Linked DNA regions of Homo sapiens: region 1 is linked to region 2. The links are chromatin contacts, found by Hi-C in ENCODE. All regions are on one chromosome and are shown on one strand. The core of a region is the stretch at or near the end of the contact, and the rest is flanking DNA. Distances in the headings are between cores, read along the strand shown. Region 1 holds the start of IGSF22-AS1 (IGSF22 antisense RNA 1). Region 2 holds the start of LINC02729 (long intergenic non-protein coding RNA 2729).

Region 1 (4,836 bases), core at 858-3,357, 1.0 Mb before region 2:
GTCATAATTTTCTCGCTGTTATAATTGTTGCAATGGCAATTTCAAAAGGAGGTGTTAGGGTTATAGAAACAAGACACAAGGACTTGCCTTCCAGGGTCTTGCGTACTAGTAGAAGGAGACAGATGAGAAAACAAATAAATGCTTCACAGGGTTGCAGGGCAGCTAGATGTCTGTATGGCCTGTAGTGGGGGCATAAAGGAGGAGAGGTTGGGAAGGCTTTGATGAGGAGGCTTAAAGCAGAGTCTTCTTGAAAGACAGATCCATGCCTCCACCTCTGTCTCCTCCATCTCAGCTGCACCCAAGTTTGACCTCAGTGCCCGGCTGAAGAGTCACATGGTGGTTCGCGCTGGGACAGCCCTCTGCATCCATGCAGCCTTCTCTGTGAGTTGTCCCTGACCCTGACCTCCATACACTGTCCACATAACCAAGATGGCTATTGTAGCCATCACAGTCTCTGACTCTGACTCTGACTCTGCCCCTCACCAGACCCCTAGTGCGACAGCCTGGCAGGAAACTCCTCGACAATGGAGGAAGGCCTGCCCCCAAATATCATCTGTGTGACCAGTTGTGCCATCTCCTGTCACTACTCAGGGCTCACCACCACCTGACGTGATCTGGCAGAAAGATGGCGTTCCCACCAAGGGCCGAGAGACAATTACCAAGAGCAAAAACCACTCCCAGTTCCTCATTAATAGCACCAAGCGCTCTGACTCAGGGGTGTACCGAATCTTGCTTCAGAATGAGTTTGGAGAAGCACGCTATGACATCCATGTGCGCGTGGCAGGTATGGAGAGAAGGCAGAGGCCTCCAAGACCCATCCCTGTACACTCTCCAAAGCACAGCTCCCCAGTGCCGCTTGAGTTCCTACCACAGGAAAGTCATGCCTTAGGGCCATGAAGATTTCTTTGACACCACAGAGCAAGACTTTATCATACAGAGTATGGTCGGCAGAGAGAGTAGAAATGGGTGGAGGGGCAGGAGGGACAAATGGAGATGAATCCATTAAAAATTGGGGTGACTGCTTAAAGAGAGCTGGAAGCTTTAAAATAAAGCTCTAAACCCCCAAGGAAGGAATGGATTCATTTTTACTGAACAGTAACTACATGCCAGTCTCTTTACCCACTATTTCTACGAAATAGTCATTGTCAGCTCTATTTTGCAATTGAGGAAAGAAGTCTCAGATAAGTAACTTACCCCAGGTCACGAGGCTAGTAAATGGCAGAGCAGACTTCAGAAATAGTTTTCCGACTCCAAGACACCAGCTGCCTGAGACTTGCCCCATCTTATCTTCCATCGGACTTGGCAGATGGCTGGGGTGGGGACATAATACTTCAGGTGCCCCAAGGTCGCTGACAGATCTTCCAACTCTTCCAGATTTCCCTCGGCCCCCCACAAACCTACGGTTGTTTGAGGAAGTCCCCAACACAGTGACTCTGACCTGGAACCACAGCCCAGATGTGCAGGAGGACGGTGAGGCTCACTACATCATCATGAAGCGGGATGCAAGCACAGCCACCTGGTACACGGCAGCCGAGCGTGTCTTCAGCAACAAGTACACAGTGACGGGGCTGCTCCCAGGCAGGAAGTACTACTTCAGAGTGGTGGCTCGGAATGAAATCGGTGACAGTGAGCCACTTGACTCCAGGGACACCTGGCTCATCAATAAGGACCAGAGTGAGTCTGGGACTTGCAGTTAGGGTTAAGTCTGGGTGCCCTGATGGTGGGGATGACATAAGGGTCCCAAAGGGTACCCAAGAGGCAAGATAAAATCTGAAAACCATTGAGATAGAACGGTTAATATCTGGGACGCTGCGGAGAGAAGGAAATATTGGCTTTCTTCGGGGTACTTAGGGGTGAGACTAAAGTGGAGGTGGGGAGGTACCTTTGGGGGCAGAGAGGACGGTGGAGGGGCTGCGGAGGGACATAGAGCGCAAACGCGTTCTGCTCTGAGGGGAGGGTCTAACGGGGCTGAGAACAGGGGAGGGCTCTAGGGAGCCGGGAGGATGTCTGGGATCCCTGGAGGCTAGGGGTTAAGGGTGGGGGCCGCGTCGGGAAACTCGAACTGAGGAGCTAAAGGGATAAGAGGGGAGACTGTGGTCGCTGATATGACGTAGGGGAAGCTTGGAGGCGGAGTTAAAGGCTGGGAATAACCGGGTCCAGGAAGCTGGCGCTGGAATGACATCTCGGCCCCAGGGGTGTGGGAAAGCGTGGTTTGGGTGGCAGAACCCTGGAGTGGCTGGGGACGGGGCTGGGGGGTCGGGGGAGGCCTGGGGGCGGGTGGGGAGCCCTTAAGAACCAGTGTAACATTGGGCCCCCAGAGTTGGTGGCGCTGGGAATGTGGCCTAGGTCCTCGGGGTTCCGTGTAAGCTGAACTGTAAGACGTGGGTGGTGGGTGGGGGCCTTGGGGCGCCCTCACGGCCTGCCCCGCCCCGCCCGCGCAGTCCAGGACCTGAGCGCCAAGCTCAAGCCCTACGAGAAGAAGGACTGGCGCCACGCGCCGCGCTTCGTGACGCCCCTCAAGCCACACACGGTGCTCCGCGGCCAGGACTGCACCATGACCTGCGCCTTCCTTGGGAACCCGCGGCCCACAGTGACCCTCTACAAGGGCGACGTCAACATCACGGCCAACTCCAAGTTCTGGTACAACTCCACCAGCGGCGTGTGCACCCTCGTCATCCCCACCTGCACGCTCAAGGACAGCGGCGATTACAGCGTGCTGGTGGAGAACGAGCTGGGCAAGGACCGCAGCAGCTGCACGCTCACCGTCTATGGTGAGGGCGCCGCGGGGTCCGGCCTCGAGGAGGGGGAGAGGCGCAAAAGGCTGGTCTTGTGGGCCATTGGTCAACTATTTGGCTGGCACCGTTTTTTAATCTGACTGCCAACAGGTGGTGCAAACATTCTTAATTGGCCACAGTTCTTACCACTCTCCCATCCTTTCGATGTCATTTGTTATATGCCTGGCCCCTGCAGACATGAGAGTTCTCAATCCCTAGATAAGATGTGGTTTGCAACTCTTGGTGAGCCTAGACCTGCCTTCAGAAAAAAGATACTGGTGATCAGGACTCAACCAGACTCACCAATCACGATCTCTCTGGCACGGTTCTGGAAATAACCTATATGTTTACAAAATTTTGCGGGTGATTCTGATGTGCAATAAAAATTAAAACTGGTCTAGGATAAGGACCGGTGGGGGGCACAAACAAGGGAAGGAGCGAAGGGAACCCTCCCTTTTGTACATGCATGCCATGTTTCTACTCATGTGTGCACACATAGGGGGAAGCATTTTATTCCTTCCCAGTCTACTGTCTTCATAGCCACACAGCTAGCAGCATGAACTCTAAATGCAAAGCTGGCCTGCCTTGCTTTCTGTTGCTTAAATTTCCCCCAGCTTTCCTCTCATGGTAAAATCCCAAACCAAGAAGGTTTCCCCCTCCCCCACCTCTCATCTCACCTTCTGCTACTCCTGAACCTTCCATGACACTCCATTGCTGTGGTCTCCATGGTTACAGACCTTTTTTATCCAGTTATAGATACCTTTCTTTGGGGAAAGGACCTTGTCCTGTTGCTCTGTCTCTCGAGTGCTTAGCTAAGTGTCTGGCACTGAGACAATATCTCCAGAGAGGCTGCTGAGCTGTGTAAAAGAACTAGGCCAGGGAAGGCACTGTGGGTGCTATCCAGCTTTCATTCCACAGCTAAAGAGATCCCTGATAACTCAAATCTGCTTGTAAGCACAGCAAATGGGCCCAGGGCCCTGGCTCTGCCACTGACCAGCCATGTGACCTTAGTAAGCTACCTCATTGAGCCTGTTTTCTCATCTTCTTTATAGGACTATGAGGCTTAAATGAGACAGTACACAACTGCCTGGCACAATGTCTGGCAAATATTAAGTGCTAGATAAATGGCAGCTCTTGCCCCTTCACACTCTGCCAACCCAAGATTAAGGGTCCCAGGGTCCAGCTCCTGGTTTCCTGCATAGGAAGTCCAGCAGTTTGGAATTTCCCTGGTCGCCAGCATCATTAATATAACGAATACTTCCTTTGCTCTTTCAGACAAAGATGATAAGTCAGTTGTAGCATCCATCACCGAGAGTCTGCAGAAGAAATCAAAGCACCTCATGTGAGCTCCAGCCAAGCCCAGGCATCAGGAGGCTGTTATGATGTGGAGTTTCTTGGCCTGTCCTCTGCATGGCCCAGTGTAGGAAGCCCAGTTTGCTCTCTGGTGTTTGTTAATGTAAACATTCAGTGAAGGGATGGGGCAATAAACGTAACTCATCCTTTCCCGTTCCTGAGGGTGATATACAGCAGGGACCAAGGGGATGGATGTGATTGCATGATAGGGAATCCCAGACCTGGACCCCTGAAAGCCTAGTCCAAACCCACCCACAAGGCAGTGACCAGCCTTCTTGTGACTGGGCCTGGTCTTCCCTTCCCCTCCTCCACATCTACATGGCACTTTCCCCCTCCCCTCAGAGCTTGGGGGCAAGTCCTGCTGACTTCATCCTGCTCTCCATCCTGCTCCCTCCCATTTCTTCACACTAGGTAGGTCTGTGTTCAGAGTTCTGAAGTTTGAAAGGATCAAGATCTTCCCTCTTTAGTGTCCAGGGTTCAGAGCTAGAAGGGATTGATCATCCAGCTCACTAAGTTTCAAACTTACGTTTTTCAGTGGAATCCTTCCAAAACAAAACAAAACAAAAAAAAACACAACCTAAGAAGCTACTGGACTTGAAATAAGGATAGGAGGTCTTTGAGCCTGCCTTCTCTCATTATTCCTTCACTACCCCCTTACCAGGAATCTCTGTAAAAACTAATTTGGAAATCACTGACTCATCCAACCACC
Region 2 (4,729 bases), core at 1,055-3,554:
GGTGAAAGGGACAGGAAGAACCCCACCCCAGAGCCCTAGAATGCAATGTATGGAGGGGCTGAGGAGGGCCTGAGGCCTTGGAGAGGGAACTGGGAGGCCTGGCTTCTAGCCCGGCTCTGCCTCTGACCCTCTGGCCTCAGTGTCCTCATCCACCAAAAGGAAAACTTGTCATTTCAAACTGTGTTCTCTGGAGTCCTGGGCCATTCAGAAGTGCTATAGGGATTCCACAAATGTTGGATCAGAATTTTGGGCCAGAAGTATCCTTCAACCATCATACATACGTATCCCCTTATTTCACAGATTTGCATTAATCAAAATAGCCTCATTTTTTCTTCCACCGGTTGACCATTCATTCAACAATTCTTTCATGAGTGCCTACTATGTGCCAGGCTCTTTTGTAGCTGGTGAGTAGAGCATACTTTATAAGAAATAACAGTAATCCATGTGAACTTATAAATGAATTTATGGCAATAAAATGGCCCCTCTGTCTGCTTTATGTATCAGGGTTTCACCTAAGAATTTATCTGAAGACAGGATTCTGCTCCTAAATAAGTTTGGCTTGGGATGATCTCCCGGGTGCCTCCCTGTCCATCTGGCTCCATTCTCAAAGCACTAAGCTGCCAGTCCCATGGGGGAAGATCTAGAAGAGGTGAAGATCAGGCACTTTAGTCCCAGGGTACCCACTGGCATGGGGGTTTCTCCACGTGGTGGAGAGGCCGCCGTCTGAGTGAGGCTTTGTGTGTCCTCTGTACCAGGGCCCGAATGGTACATGGGCAAGAGGAGGACATTGGGTGCAGACTGTGCCTCAGGATCCCAAAATAGACATTCAGGAGAGCCCAACCTGGTTCTACCCCCACCCCATTATCCTACCAACAGCCCACCCCCAAATGGTGCTACTACTGATGCCAACTTCTGCTCTGTGCCAGGCACTTTACATACATCCCCTTAATCTTGCCAGATGGATATTTTTAGTCATATTTTATAGATGAGGAAGGGAAGGACCTACTACAGGCAAGCTGTGTGCTAAGTGCGGGGGATACAAGCAGAGAGTGGGCCCATTTTAATCTAGTGGGAGATACTAAGAGTCATATCTAACACATGCACTACTTACTATAGGACAGGAACTTTTCCTAAGTCAGTCTCCTCAACACCAGCATATTATTATCATGCCCATTTTATAGATGAGGAAACTGAGACAGAAATATTAGTGTCCTAAGGTCACAGAGCAAGTAAGAGCTGAGATTTGAACCCCAGCACTTGGGCTCCTGAGCCCATGTGTGTAACTACCCTGCTGTGCCCTCTAACAGTCAAGTTAATATTCCGCAAGCATTCTTTCATTCCTTCATTGGGAATTCCTTCACTGAGAGGACAGGACAGTCCTTGCTATCCCACAGCTCCCACGCTAATGTGGGAGGCAGAGGTATAACAGAGTCACCACCTAGGGTGAGGAGAGCAGCGCCTGAGGTCAGCACTGGAGGACAAGGGCATGGAAAGATGTGGGGTGTGAATCTTGGCTCTGCCACTGACCAGTCAGGTGACCTTGGACAAGGGATATAGCCTCTCTGAATTTCTATTGCCTCATCAGAAAGATGAGGATGGTAATATCTACGCTTCAGGATTGATTTAGGATTAAACAGACAATGCACATACAGTGTCAAATACTGTGCAAAGGAAGACAATAAGTGCTTAGTATATGGTAGCTGTATTTATTAACAAAACTAAAGAGTGGGTGGGGAAAAGGAGGATGAAGAGGATTCTGGAACTTGTTTCTCTATGAGTTCTGTTCTTGGCCAGAAGCTGGCCTTCTGTGCCCAGCCCCCTTTCCATCCCCAAGCCTGTCCAGGCACCTGCTATGGGTCCTGGCATCCCGAGGCAGGGCCAGGGAAGGGCCAGGGTGAGGCCAAGAGGGCGGGTGAGGACAGCCCAGCCCAGCTCCTCACTGCTGGGGAGCCTGGTGTGGGGGCAGGACTGCTCTTGGCAGCTATGTTCTCCCTGGATGGAGAGAAGGCCTGTGTGTCTATGGGGTGAGTAGAGGCAGAGGCAGCCAGACCCTCCTACCCCTTAGAAAGCAAGGTTCTAGCAGCATCTCTGTAGGGGTTCATGGTAGGGGCGAGGGCAATGGCTCTGCCTGCCCAGTGCCTCAGCTCAGTGCCCAGATCCCTGCCGCTTATCCCTCCAGACCTCGTCTGGGCCCTGCCTTTGTTCTCATGCAGCAACTGTCTCCAGGAGATGGAGATGACATCAGAATAGCCGGAGCAGGTGTGATCCAAGGTTCTGCAAGGAAAAGGAAGGATGGTGTGGAGTGTGTTGCTGCAGGGAAGGCTTCCCAGTGGAGGTGGCTCCTGAGCTCTAGGAAAAGGGAAGTGAGTGTCCTTCCAGGCAGAGGGAACAGCAGGTGCAAAGGCCTGGGGGCTCGTCTATAAGGTTAGATAAAACTTCTCAGTTCTAACACAAACTTTATTCAGATCCAATTATTTTGGTAGGAAAGGGGGCATGTTAAAGCATGTCTGGGGGCCCTGAGCTAGGCCTGGGATGAGGATGGGCTTAGGGAGCAGGCCTGAGTTTAAGGAGGGCAGGAATCCAGGTGCCAGAACTTAGGCACTGTCTCCATCTCAGCACCAGAGGTCTGAGGCCCTGCAGGATGGATGGCTGAGACATTGCTGCTGGGAAGGAGCTTGTGGGGGGTCTTGCGCCCCAGAGGTGTGTCTGCAGAAGGAACTTGAGCAGCAGGTCCCAAGGAAGGTGGAAGCTCTTCCCAAAACCCCTAAACACACTAAGAATATGGAGGTGTCCCATAGACAGTCTGGTTACAGAGATACTCCGAATATGGGCTAAGGTCCTGGACAGTGACACATGGTCCACATAGGGTGATAACAGGGATTGTCATATCAGAGAGACACCCCCAGACCCCCCGGACCACACCATCACACAGTGACAAGAGCTCACAGGGCACACAATCAAGTGTTCCCCCGCCCCCACTGCCCCTGGGGCAGCCTCACTCCTGGGACCCCCTGGAGCTGGGCGCAGCCGGTGGCCGTCAGCGCCAGCGGCAGGGCCCCCCGCGGCACACGTGCACTCGCCGCCCGCAGCCGCACCCCGCGCACACGCCGGCGGGGCTAACGAGCCCACAGGCCTCCAGGGCGGGATGAAGCCAGTTGTCGGGCGGGGCCGCGGCGGTCACACAGCATTAGCCCTGCGGCCGCCCCGCCAGGTGCGGCCACTGCCCCTAATCCCTCGCCCCGGCACCGCTAAGCCGGGCCTGAACGACGCCACAGCTGGGGGCGGCCGGCCACGCGCCTCCCCTCACCGCAGCCCCGGCCCGGCCCCGGCCCCGGCCCTGGCCCCTCTCTAAGGCCGCGCGCCCACTGCGGGTCCCCTCCCCACGCTCTAGCGCGGCTCCCACCTCCTCGCCCTGCCCAGCGCTCTCCAGTCCCTCCCCGCCCACTGACCCTGTGCTCGCACCCCCGTCTCTCCCCAGCACCCCCACGGCCGCGGCCCAGATCCTCCCCGCTTTGCCCACCGGCCTCCATCTCTGTCCTCAGGCCCGCTGGAGTCACAAGCCCCATCCCAGACTCTCCAACGCTGGACCTGCAGCGCCCAGCCCTGCCCTGGTGCTACCACCTGCCAGCTCTGTGCCTGCCCCTCCACTAGATCATGACTTCGGCTCCAGCTCCCTCACTCTCCATGCCTCTCACTTGCGGGTTGTGCCCTGCTCAGCTGGCCAGACTTTGGCCCCCTCCCTACCTGGATTTGTGAAGCCCCAAATTTCATCTCCCCCACCACACTTATTCACAGCCTCCGCCTGCTGACATACCCAGGCAAGACTCCCTTCCCCTCCAGGCAGCCAAACTTCAGTTCGAATCTTCTGGCTCTTACCAGACCCCTGATGAATCCCAGGATCTTCGCAGGTGGTCCCAGGGCCTCTTTGAACCACAGTTTTACTTATCTGAAAAATAAAAAGGCATGATTTAGATGACTTCTGAGGACTCTCTTGCCTTTCCTACCCCAAAACACTAGCAAGGTCATGTACTTCCATTCATCTGAATATTAAAGACAGATGAATATGGAAGAACAGCCACTGGCCATGTGTCCCCACCGGAACCCTTCCCATCCCTTAGCTCTCAGGGTCTGAGCTAGCCAAGGCAGCTTTTAGCCGCTGGCGTAGGGTGGGTAAGAGGGAACAGGGTGGAACCTGGTTGCTTAGGTCTGGGCCAGGACTTGGTGTCTCTGCCACCTTGGGAAGGATGTCTCCTAGAAGGGTGTGTCTCTGAGGCTGGCCTGCTGGGGGTCCTGGCCTCAGGCACTGCCAGTATTAGTGCTGATGGACAGCCCCAGCAGGTGGGAGCCGGCTAGTCCTCCCCAACAGCCCTGCCCACCTGTTACCCTCTTTGCTCGGGTGACCGGCTGCTTGACCCACTGACCAACTTCTTGCTGCTTCCCAACACCCTGGGCACGGTTCTCAGTGCCCCACTCCTCTCCCTTCAGCTTTTCCCAGCAACATCCTGGCTCAGAGCACACAGCACGCACATATCATGCATATGCACATTCACATTGCACACATAGTCACACGCTAATATAGGGCTGCATGCATGCGCACCCCGCATCTGAGCCTGCTTCATATTCATGCAGGCTGAGCCAAGTTGCTTCTCTCCAGGTGGAGAATATTGGCATTGCCATCTCTGTGGCAATAGGACCACATGGTTAAAGCAAAGGCATTAAGTCTGGATCA

What was found. A loop is a pair of places that touch in the nucleus more often than their neighbours do. Pooled maps may share reads with other maps.
Region 1: a pooled map of psoas muscle shows a loop between it and region 2 (9-fold over the local background). The contact joins the promoter of IGSF22-AS1 here to the promoter of LINC02729 in region 2. A Hi-C loop is called at or near these places in 2 of 50 pooled maps.

What each region holds. Positions count from the first base shown.
Region 1 is chr11:18,703,752-18,708,587 of GRCh38, reverse strand. It overlaps IGSF22-AS1 (IGSF22 antisense RNA 1), which reads right to left and starts at 2,107. Exons shown (of 3, transcript NR_186353.1): 1 at 1,439-2,107; 2 at 1,195-1,310. IGSF22 (immunoglobulin superfamily member 22) reads left to right here. Exons shown (of 23, transcript NM_173588.4): 19 at 293-381; 20 at 592-784; 21 at 1,375-1,674; 22 at 2,442-2,771; 23 at 4,050-4,276. The coding sequence ends at 4,120. TMEM86A (transmembrane protein 86A) reads right to left here. Exons shown (of 3, transcript NM_153347.3): 3 at 3,803-4,836.
Region 2 is chr11:17,694,514-17,699,242 of GRCh38, reverse strand. LINC02729 (long intergenic non-protein coding RNA 2729) reads left to right here and starts at 2,304. Exons shown (of 2, transcript NR_132279.1): 1 at 2,304-2,424; 2 at 3,543-3,976.